Regions from separate parts of the Homo sapiens genome. Here region 2 is linked to region 1. A link is a loop called in an ENCODE intact Hi-C map of the cell type or tissue named here. Cell type or tissue: heart left ventricle. All regions are shown on one strand. Links, peaks and the distances in the headings refer to the core of each region. The heading gives the core; the rest is flanking DNA.

Evidence for each region. A loop is a pair of places that touch in the nucleus more often than their neighbours do. Peaks named below come from ENCODE experiments on the same cell type or tissue, not always from the same donor. Only the 100,000 strongest peaks of a DNase experiment are listed, where the experiment ranks them.
Region 2: it touches region 1 in a loop (3-fold over the local background); 25 of 110 quality-filtered maps call a loop at or near these places.

What each region holds. Positions count from the first base shown.
Region 1 is chr17:17,139,349-17,144,716 of GRCh38, forward strand. It overlaps MPRIP (myosin phosphatase Rho interacting protein), which reads left to right. Exons shown (of 24, transcript NM_001364716.4): 8 at 3,279-3,417; 9 at 4,208-4,321. Among named protein-coding and RNA genes, the nearest start is that of PLD6, 64 kb to the right of the region's middle. RefSeq lists enhancers at 1,322-1,912, 2,613-3,155, 3,156-3,697. In heart left ventricle, for the core only: a CTCF peak has its summit at 2,703 (motif pointing right); a DNase peak (open chromatin) is centred at 2,723; H3K27ac peaks cover 240 bases.
Region 2 is chr17:17,311,671-17,317,038 of GRCh38, forward strand. The region is part of intron 2 of NT5M (5',3'-nucleotidase, mitochondrial); the gene reads left to right. Among named protein-coding and RNA genes, the nearest start is that of NT5M, 11 kb to the left of the region's middle. In heart left ventricle, for the core only: a CTCF peak has its summit at 2,124 (motif pointing left); a DNase peak (open chromatin) is centred at 2,121.

The DNA.
Region 1 (5,368 bases), core at 124-5,123:
CTGGAGGTCCATGATGACCTGCCCCCTCAATAAAACAATTTCACAGTATTCTTCCCAGAAGAGAGTTAGGGTTAGGCACTCTTCTGGGAAGAAGACCCATAGTTTTCATTAGGTTCCCAAGGTTCACTGTCCAGAAAAGAGGTTCAAACCATAGTTCTGGAAGTCTTCTCAGAGTGTCCTCCCTTCCCCAGCCACAACCTGGAGCTCAGAGTTAGAGACGCTACCAGGAGGGACAGGTGAAGGCAGCCATGGGCTCCCGTGCCTCGAAGGGCAGGTGGAGGGAAGTGTCTTTACATCCTGCCCCCTTTTCTTCTGAGCACCCACCATTGGCTGACAGCCCACCCACTCTTCCAAACGTCCCAGATGAAAAGGCCTGTGAGCCTGCAGGTTAGTCTCCAGGATAAGGAAGCATCTCCCAGAGATACTGCTGGTGAGAGGAAAATGACACGTTGACTTCCTAGGGAAAGGAAGGGCAGCCAAGTGGTTCCCAGCCCCTGCCTAGTGCCCCAGGGTGCTCTGCTAAGCACTTGGCTGCCTTAATGTTTCATAGTAGCCTGATGAGGATCTGTTACTACCGCCCCCAGTTATAGATGTGAAAACTGAGGCTCAGGAGTAGGTGACTTCTCAACAATGGATAGCTGGTGCAGATCCCAGTGGGGCCTTAGCCAGGAAGTCCCTGCTCCCATCCTGTGATCCAGGACTGATGCCAAGGATGCTCTTTTAAGCAATTAAGAAAATATATAAGTAAAGGGTTTTGCTAGAGAGAGGAGGAGGCCAGTGGGTGGGCAGGGGAGGCTTCATGCTGGCTGGCAAGCAGGCTGTGTGTCGTGGTGGCTCCAGAGCAGGATCAGCTATGTCCTGGTTTAGCGCCAGACCACAGAATTAGCATTCAGCACACCTGCTTGGCTTGGCTTCTTCTCGGAGAGACTCCTTTTGAACTCGTTCTTGTCTCCTGTCGCCTGGGACAGGTGCAGTCTCTGGGGCTTTGTACTCTGCATGCACTGCCACACGGGGATGGGTTTTCACCTGGTGCTGGCCCCACCCCCCACCAGTTCTGCATACTAATACTGCAGCATCCCTTTCTCCTGACCCTGGTGACATCTGATTGGCTGCTGTCGCTTTCTGAGGCCTGCTCACTGGATCCCTAGTAGCCCACCCTGTGCTTGGTTGGATTCCTGTCCCCTGGTTGATTAGAGCAGAATCTCCAAATTGGCAAGAGATTCTTGGCCACACCTACCTGAAATGGCAGCCACAATAGGTGTGCCCAGGAGCCAGACTGCTGGGACCACAGGGTTGGTTTTTTGACAAGCCACAGTCATCTAGGCAAGCCTATCTGAACCTGACCGGTTCTGGGCTTCGATGTGTCCGTTCCTCAGACTTCCAGAGTGTTTCTTGGATAGTGAGTCACCTCTGGCTGCTGAGTGGGGGAAGTTGTTTTCCTGGTTGGCCTGCTGGTGACTGGCAGCAAGGACAGCTCCCCATGTAGCCCTAACCCCCCTGCCCTCAGCACAGCGGTTAGTGCCCTGGGAACCCTGGAGCTGCAGGGTGCAGGCCCCGTTTTCTGTGCTGACCAGTAAGGTGCTTGCTGTCCCACCTGCAGCTTCCAGGGCACCAAGTAATAACTTTCCACCTCGCCCAGTAGATCAGGGCAGCCAGTGTGCGAGCCTGTGGTCTTACAGGATCTCCCCAGGCCCCCATGCAGAGTGACTGTAGCAAGTGCCTTTCCTCTTCTCCACCACGACTCCTCTGTCTGGATCCCCACAGTACCACGGCATGCGATTTGCATGAGGTTAAAGCCCAGCAGTTCCTCACTGCTTTCCTGGGGCTTTCTAGGCCCCAGTGTTGGGCAGAGGAGCCCTCATCCTGGAAGTGGCCTGTTGGTGAGCCTTGAATCTCACCAAGATCCCACCACAATCGCTCAAGTGTGGTGGACGCCTGGCTTGCACTTACCAAGCTTTCCCTGGGTGTCCTGGAACTCCAGCAGCTTCCTTAGCTTCCTGCTCTCACAATGCCGCGGCCTCTGCTGCTCCCCTACCCCAGCGCCTGCCTCCGCTGCTGGTTCTAGCAGGCTGGCCCGGCACAAGCTTCTTTCCTGAGGAAGACACTTTGTGTCTAAGCACAGGGAGGAAGCTGAGCTGAGGAAGACACTTTGTGTCTAAGCGCAGGGAGGAAGCAGAGCCCGGGGCCCTCGCCCTCCTCTCTCCGGGGGTGAAGACGCCTTAGGCAGCCAGTTTTCCCTCGCACTCCCTGAGAAGCAGCTGGCCTCTTGGGGGAGGTGGGGTCTCAGGAATTGATCTTGTTTCCTCTCTTCCTTGTGGAGATAATTAGGCTTCCAGGCTTGGGAGCCCTTCACCCACTTCCTCTGGGTTCTTATCCTCTTGTCCAGAGCAGCAGTGACACCCTCCCCGCCAGGTAACTTAGGTGCCCCTGGGAGAACAGGCCCGGCCCTGTGAGCTGAGCCTCAGCTGGTGCGTCCCCCACCTCTGACCCCACCAGGGTGACTTCTTGCAGCTGGAGGACAATCATGGTCTCTCTCCCTCTTCAGTGATTACCTTGGGTTTTTGCTTCTTTAATTCTTTGGATAATTTTGGTTCACCATTATTTGATTTGAAAAAGCAGCGCTCTTCCATGTATTCATTTCCCAGCCTTGTTTTCTTTCAGGTCTTGCCTCTGCGCTCTCCTGCTGTGCCGCTGGGTGGCGCTGCGCCTCCTCCACCCGCTTCGCCCCCATCTAAGCTCCGTCTCCGGCCGTAGACAGCCTGAGGAGGCCGCCAGCCCTTTCACATGAAATCAGCCTGCTTTGTTTTTGTTTTAATTTGGTCTTTGATTCCTTTTACTGTTGGCAGAAACAATGTTAATTCCTGGGCCTCTTCCTTGCTAAATTTTGGGGTGGGGGGTGCACTGTGATCCATGAGGGATGCAATGAGAATGGAGGCTGCCTTCCGTGGTGGTGGTTGCCTTTTGATCATGTCTGTGGCTCAGGAGAGGCTGCCGGGTGCCAAGCTGTGTGAATGCCGAGTGGGTCAGCACCACAGAGCCTGCAGGGCCTCTAGCGCGGGGGCAGAGGGTAGGGGCAAGCGCAGGCCTGATGGGAGGGAGGGCCGTGGAGGGGTGCAGGCAGAGCTCGGGTCAGCTGAGCACGTGTCTAGACAACCTCGGTGCTGTGCAAGCCTGAGGGGAATCAGGCCCGGGCCAGGCCGGGCATGGGAGGAGTCGGCTCACTGCCACCTCACAGCTCACCTCACTGCCACCTCAGGGCCTCGTGTCCTCTCTTGCAGGAGGTCCCAGGTGATTGAAAAGTTTGAGGCCTTGGACATTGAGAAGGCAGAGCACATGGAGACCAATGCAGTGGGGCCCTCACCATCCAGCGACACACGCCAGGGCCGCAGCGAGAAGAGGGCGTTCCCTAGGAAGCGGGTGAGCTCCTGGGGCTGGGCAGCACCTCAGGGGTGGCTCGGGGGCGGGTCAGCATGCACCCCATGCGCCAAGTCCCCTCCACACAGGCCTGGGATGTGCTCCTGCCAGGCTTCTCTCCAACCACCTCCTCTGCATAGTGACTTCTTGAGAGCAGGCCTGTCTCCTGCAGCTTCATATCAGAGCCTTCTCCGTCTCTGCTGAAGGATATTCTCATGCATTTTAGATCCCAGATTTAATTAGGATCACTCTCTTCCTATCTGAGACAGCCCAGCAACAAGGCTGAATGTCACACCTTCCTAACTCTTTCTTTCAGTACAACTACACCCCTCGTTTCTCCACTCAGCCCAAGGTAGACTCGGCTTCTGAAATCCTCCTGGGCACCCGCCTGCTGCTTTTGTAGCCGGCCAAGTCTAAGCTCATCTTCTCCTGGCTTCTCTCTTGTTCACAAGGTGCCTAGTGCCTACTGTCTGGCCCACAGCTTGCCACCTGCCACCACAGAGCCCAGGGCTCTTCCTTCTGTGACCCAGAGAAGCTGGAGGATGGGGTGGGGCCAGGAAAGTGACAGTGACTGGGAATCCAAAAGAAAAGGCTGCTCTATCAACCAGGGCATCTCAGGACCCGGGTCCTGTCCTGGCCCTGCTGCAGACTTGCTATGGTGGCTAGGCAGATCACTGCCCCTCGCCAGGAGCAAGGCCCTGGCGGCTCTTGGAGGGGTGGACAGCACCAGCTCGTCCCTCACATGCCCACATTGCCCTGGGCTGCACTGACCAGCGGCTGCTCTCTGCCACAGGACTTCACCAATGAAGCCCCCCCAGCTCCTCTCCCAGACGCCTCGGCTTCCCCCCTGTCTCCACACCGAAGAGCCAAGTCACTGGACAGGAGGTCCACGGAGCCCTCCGTGACGGTGAGCCCAGGCGCCGCGTCCTCCGGAGGCCGTGCTCCTCTGCTTCTGGTCACTCTGAGGCGCTGTCTGTTTCTGTCTATGCGTCCATGCCAGCTGTCCCTCTGTGCACAGGCCCTCGTGTCCGTGAGCACCCCCACCCACCGACCCACAGGCCGTCGAACACAGATTCTGTTTCTTCCCTTTTCTGGTCCCAGCAGAACCAAGGGCTCCATGGCATCCTGAGCTCTGGGAGGAGGCCCTGCGGAGGAGGCCACCTCGGGCTAGGCAGACTCCCGACTCTAGGCGGCAGGGCTGCAGCAGGGACCCTCCGCTCCTCTGGCTTTGGGCATTGCTTTTTGTGGCACTTCGGAGGCAGAGGCCACGTCTTGCTGGAGCTTGTCTCGTTCTCCGTGTCATGCCTCAAGTGGAAGAGCAGGCCTTGCACCAGGTTCTCCATGGGCCTCAGAGCTATGACAACAGAGGTGCGGAAGGAGTGGTCAGGGTACAGGAGCAAGGCCAACTCAGCATGCTGACCCAGCTCCTACCCGCTCTGTCTTCAGCCTCCAGGGGAGCCTGGGGCCTGCTCACTGCCTCTTGTCTCCTCCTTGCTGCCTGCACAGCAGCTCACCATGGGCCTCCGGCCTGCCCCAGGGCTTGGGGGCTGCCAACCACAGATTGATGTGTAACATGGAGTGTGAGGAGGAGTAAGGTTTGGGTTTTTCCTTCAGTCTGGGTTTTGCTTCAGGTGTCTTGAACAAAACTCCTTGTTTCTCTGTTAACTTAGCTGGGAGCGCCTTCCCCAACAGAGAACACCAGCAGGGAACCCACCTGCATAGGCCTTGCCATTGGGGTCAGATTGCAGGCTTGGCTTCAATGGCACAACCATGATATGGAAATTACGAGTTTTTGTTAAAGATCTGCAAGCTAGGCCGGGCACGGTGGCTCACGTCTGTAATCCAAGCACTTTGGGAGGCCGAGGTGGGCAGATCACGAGGTCAAGAGATCGAGACCATCCTGACCAACATGGTGAAACACTGACTCTACTAAAAATACAAAAATTAGCTGGGT
Region 2 (5,368 bases), core at 137-5,136, 170 kb after region 1:
AAATTGTCAACTTTTAAAGTTCTAATATGATAAATAGGTGTCAGAGAAACACAAAATACAGAGTTTGAGTTGAATCGTAGACCTTATTTGGTAGTAATTTATCTTTGGATGTGAGTCCAAGTCCTGCAGAGTAGTGAATTTTATTCTGGTTTATGGTATGAACTTGATGTATCGTGTTCCTGTAGCAGGAGTCTGAGAGGCAAAGAATATGTGTACAGCATTCACACTTAAGCTTTCAAAACCCTGCTCGTGGCCTGGATCAGCATGTGCTGACCTGCAGCCACATGACTGTGTCCTGGGGAGCTGCAGGGCACAGTGGTTTGGAGTGGGGTTCTGGACATTGGCTGCCCAGGCTCACATCCTCACTTCCCCAGAATCTCATTCCCAGATGTCAGGCAAGTTATTAAACTTTCTGGGTTTCAGTAAAATGGAGATAAGGAGAAAGTCCTCAGTATATGTGCCTGGCACATAGCAGGTGCTCAGCAAATGCTAGCTGCTGCTGTTGCCGCTCTGTAAGATTTAATAGGCATATCGCAAGAAAGGCATCCTTAAGCCACCACGGTATGGGAAACAATGGATTAGATTGGCTTCTTCACCATAGTACTTTTCAGAGCTTTTAAGTGCTTGTGTGCTTTGTGACACTGCATTGGGGTAGTAAGGGATGCAGCTTTCTTCAAAAGTATTCTAGCGGCCAGGCACGGTGGCTCACACCTGTAATCCCAGCACTTTGGGAGGCCAAGGTGGGCAGATCACCTGAGGTCAGGAGTTCGAGGCCAGCCTGAACAACATGGAGAAACCCCGTCTCTACTAAAAATACAAACAAATTAGCCAGGCATGGTGGTGCATGCCTGTAATCCCAGCTACTCGGGAGGCTGAGGCAGGAGAATTGCTTGCACCTGGGAGGTGGAGGCTGCGGTGAGCCAAGATTGCGCCATTGTACTCCAGCCTGGGCAACAAGAGTGAAACTCCATCTCAAAAAAAAAAAAAAAAAATGTATTCTAGCCTGGGTGGGGTTTGGTAGCTCATGCCTGTAATCCCATCACTTTGGGAGACTGAGGCAGGAGAATCACCTGAGCTCAGGAGTTTGAGACCAGCCTGGGCAACACAGCAAGCTCCTGTCTCTACTAAAAAAAAATAATAATAGTAATAAAAAGAAGCCAGGCATGCTGACCTGTCCCTATAGTCCTAGCTACTTGGGAAGCTGAGGCAGGAGGATCACTTGAGCCCAGGAGTTCAAGGCTGCAGTGAGCTATGATCACGCCATGTACTCCTGCCTGAGCAACAGAGCAAGACCCCGTCTCTTAAAAAAAGATATTCTAGGCCGGGTGCTGGCTCACACCTGTAATCCCAGCACTTTGGGAGGCTGAGGCGGGCGGATCACCTGAGGTCAGGAGTTCGAGACCGGCCTGACCAACATGGAGAAACCCTGTCTCTACTAAAAATAAAAAATTAGCTGGGTGTGGTGGGCGTGGTGGGGCATGCCTGTAATCCCAGCTACTCAGGAGGCTGAGGCAGGAGAATCGCTTGAACCCCTGGAGGCAGAGGTTGTGGTGAGCTGAGATTGCGCCATTGCACTCCAGCCTGGGTAAAAAGAGTGAAAATCTGTCTCAAAAAAAACACCAAAAACCAAAAAAGGTATTCTAGCCTGGAACATTTTTTCATAGCTTCTCGATTAATACCTTTGCAGAAATTCCCGTTTGGGAATGCAAATCTAGACCATACCCAGTGGTCCTTTATCTCCATTTGGCTCTTAAATTGGTAGAAGATTCCTATGGTCAGTTTGTGCCCAGTATCTAGACAAAGCGAAGGGACTCGTCAGTAACTGAGTGGATAACTGTGTATCTGGTGCTGAAGTGGGCACTGAGTACAAGAGATGTGGGCCCAGCAGCAGAGACCAAGGCTGATCAGTCACCCTCATGACTATTTATCCAGCATCTGCTGCATGCTCAGCCTCATCCCAGGGGCTGCGGGGACACAAATAGGTAAGAGAGTTCTTACCTTCAAAGAGTTCCCTGGTAAACAGACATTGGAACATAGATCTCAAAGTAATCGTGGCGTTGGGGCTCAGGCAGGCAGGCAGGAACTGCTGCTCCCCGGGAGGCCACGCCATTGTGCTGCCATCTTGAGGAATGAAAAGGAACCTGCCAGGTAGTGAAGGGCAAGGGGACTCCAGGTAGGAGGGGAACAGTTGAGCAGACGCCCAGGGGACTCTCCTGAGATGGCCTTTGTGGCACGTCCTGCCCTGTTCCAGCAGCTCTGCGCGTGAGATAGGGCTTCCCTGGGCAGAGCCTCAGGTTCTGAGGAGCTTGGTTTGGAATATCTTCAGGGGTGACCATTCTTTTTATTGTTCGGGAATATATGAATATATTCTTTTTTTTTTTGAGATGGAGTCTTGCTCTGTCGTCCAGGCTGGAGTGCAGTGGTGCGATCTCGGCTCACTACAACCTCCGCCTCCCGGGTTCAAGTGATTCTCCTGCCTCAGCCTCTGGAGTACCTGGGATTACGGGCGCCCGCCACCACGCCCGGCTAATTTTTTGTATTTTTAGTAAAGACGGGGTTTCACCACGTTGGTCAGGCTGGTGTTTAACTCCTGACCTCAGGTGGTCCACCCACCTCGGCTTCCCAAAGTGCTAGGATTACAGGCGTGAGCCATCGTGCCCGGCCGAATATATTCTTATAAAAGACTCCAATAGCATGAGCGTGTGTGAAAATGTGTCAGTTGACCTCTCTCCCTGCATATACCCACCTTGGCCCACTCTTCTTGCTCTAGTTAAGAATTTGGTGTGTATGCTTCCAGACCTTTTGAAGTGCACCCCCCTACATATTTAAATATAGATTTACAAATTGATATGCTCCACCCAGCAGTCAGAGTGATATTTTTTAAACCAAATTCAGATGATGTTAGCCCCACTGAAAGCCCTCTGCTGGCTTCATCTTGTGGTAAAATCCCGCTGTCCCTTGGCCAGGCTGGGAAGGCTGTCTGCCATCTGACCCTGCCTTCCTTTCCAACCTCTGTCTTCCTCTGCTCCTGTCACGCTGGCTTCTTTCCTGCCCCTTGGATGTGCCACACGTGTTTCTGGTCTTAGGACCTTTGTTCTTGTTGCATCTTCCTGGAATGTTTCTGCCCTAGTTCTTTACACAGCTAGATTGTTTTTCTCTTTCAAACTGAGAACCGTGCATGTTGCCTCCTCACAGAGGCCTTCCCTGACCACTGCAGCTGAGGTCTCTGCCCTCCCCTCCTGGTCGTTCTGTCCCATGACCCTGAGTGTGTACTCTAAGCTGAAATTGCATGTCTGTGTCTGTCCCTTCCTCTTTTGAGTGTCAGCTCCCTGAGGTCAGGGATTGTCTTGGTTCTGGCTCTATTCTTAGTTCCCAGAATGATGCCTGGCACATCACACACTCAAAATATTTGCCAAATGAATAACTTCATGTGCATAATCCCACAGTAATTGTTGATTTAAAAAAAAATTTTTTTTTAACAATTTTGGAGGAAACCACTCATTTAGAAGGATAAGAACTTAAACCTGATTTTAACATGGTGCTCACTGTCGTGAAGCCTAGAGTAAGAGGCAGTTTATTCATGGGTTCATTAAACAGATACATTTTACGACTTAATATGCACCCAGTACTGTGCTAGCACTGGGGATATATATGTAAATAACACACCTAAGGTCTCCAGTTTCAGGGCAGGTCTCACAGCAGGGAAGATGACAACATATAAACTAAAATGATTTCCAACTGTGATAAGCTTAGTGAAGGAACTAAACAAGGGGCTGTGCTGCAGAGGAAACAGGGAAGGGGCTGCTTTGGGTAGAATGGGAAGCTGGCTCTAGGGAGCTGAGAATTGACATCAGACCTGAAGAGTAAGAATGAATGGGCCAGTGAAGAGTCGGGACAGGCCTTGCAGGCCAGGAGAGGAGCAGGTGCCAATGCCTGAGCCGGGCCAGGCCTTTGTTTGTCTGAGTAACATAAAGGAACTGGACAGCTGGCACTGGAACTTAGGAAGCATGTTGGGGGTGGCAGGGGTGGGTGGAGGGTGAAGTTGAAGAGAGATTGATGTGATCTAACTTAGGGTTTTTTTGTTTTTTTTTTTTTTTTTTTTTTGAGACAGCCTCGCTCCATCACCCAGGCTAGAGTGCAGCGGTGTGATCCCAGCTCACTGCAAGCTCCGCCTCCCGGGTTCATGCTGTTCTGCCTCAGCCTCCCAAGTAGCTGGGACTACAGGCATCTGCCACCACGCCCGGCTAATTTTTTTTTGTATTTTTTAGTAGAGATGGCGTTTCACTGTGTTAGCCAGAATGGTCTCGATCTCCTGACCTTGTGATCAGCCCGCCTTGGCCTCCCAAAGTGCTGGGATTACAGGCATGAGCCACCATGCCCGGCCTTTTTTTTTTTTTTAAATGAGACAGAATCTCACTCTGTCCCCCAGGCTGTAGTGTAGTGGTGCCATCTTGGCTCCCTACTACAACCTGTATCTCCCGGGTAAAAGCAATTATCCTGTTTCAGCCTCCCAAGTAGCTGGGACTACAGGTGTTCGCCAACATGCCTGGCTAATTTCTGTGTTTTTAGTGAAGACAGGTTTTCACCATGTTGGCCAGGCTGGTCTTAACCTCTTAACCGCTTGACTTCCTGACACCTTGGCCTCCCAAAGTGCTGGAATTACATGCGTGAGCCACCGTGCCCAGCTGTAACTTAGGTTTTTATTTATTTATTTATTTATTCGAGACAGAGTTTCACTCTTGTCATCCAGGCTGGAGTGCAATGGCATGATCTTGGCTCGCTGCAACCTTTGCCTCCCGGGTTCAAGTGATTCTCCTGCCTCAGCCTCCTGAGTAGCTGGGATTACAGGCGCCCGCCACCACACCTGGCTAATTTTTGTATTTTTATTAGAGATGGGGTTTCACCATGTTGGCCAGGCTGGTCTGGAACTCCTAACCTTGGGTGATCAGCTCTCCTCGGCCTCCCGAAGTGCTGGGATTACAGAAGTGAGCCACCGTGCCCAGCCATAACTTAGGGTTTTGTTTTTTGTTTTGTTTTGTTTTGTTTTGTTTTTGTTTTTTTTTGAGATGGAGTCTCGCTCTGTTGCCCAGGCTGGAATGCAGTGGCGCAATCTCAGCTCACTGCAACCTCTGCCTCCCGGGTTAAGCGATTCTCCTGCCTCAGCCTCCAGAGTAGCTGGGACTATAGGCACATGCTACCACGCCTGGCTAATTTTTTGTATTTTTAGTAGAGACAGCATTTCACCCTGTTAGCCTGGATGGTCTCGATCTCCTGACCTCATGATCCACCCGCCTCGGCCTCCCAAAGTGCTGGGATTACAGGCATGAGCCACCGTGCCTGGCCATAACTTAGGTTTTTTGTTTTTTGT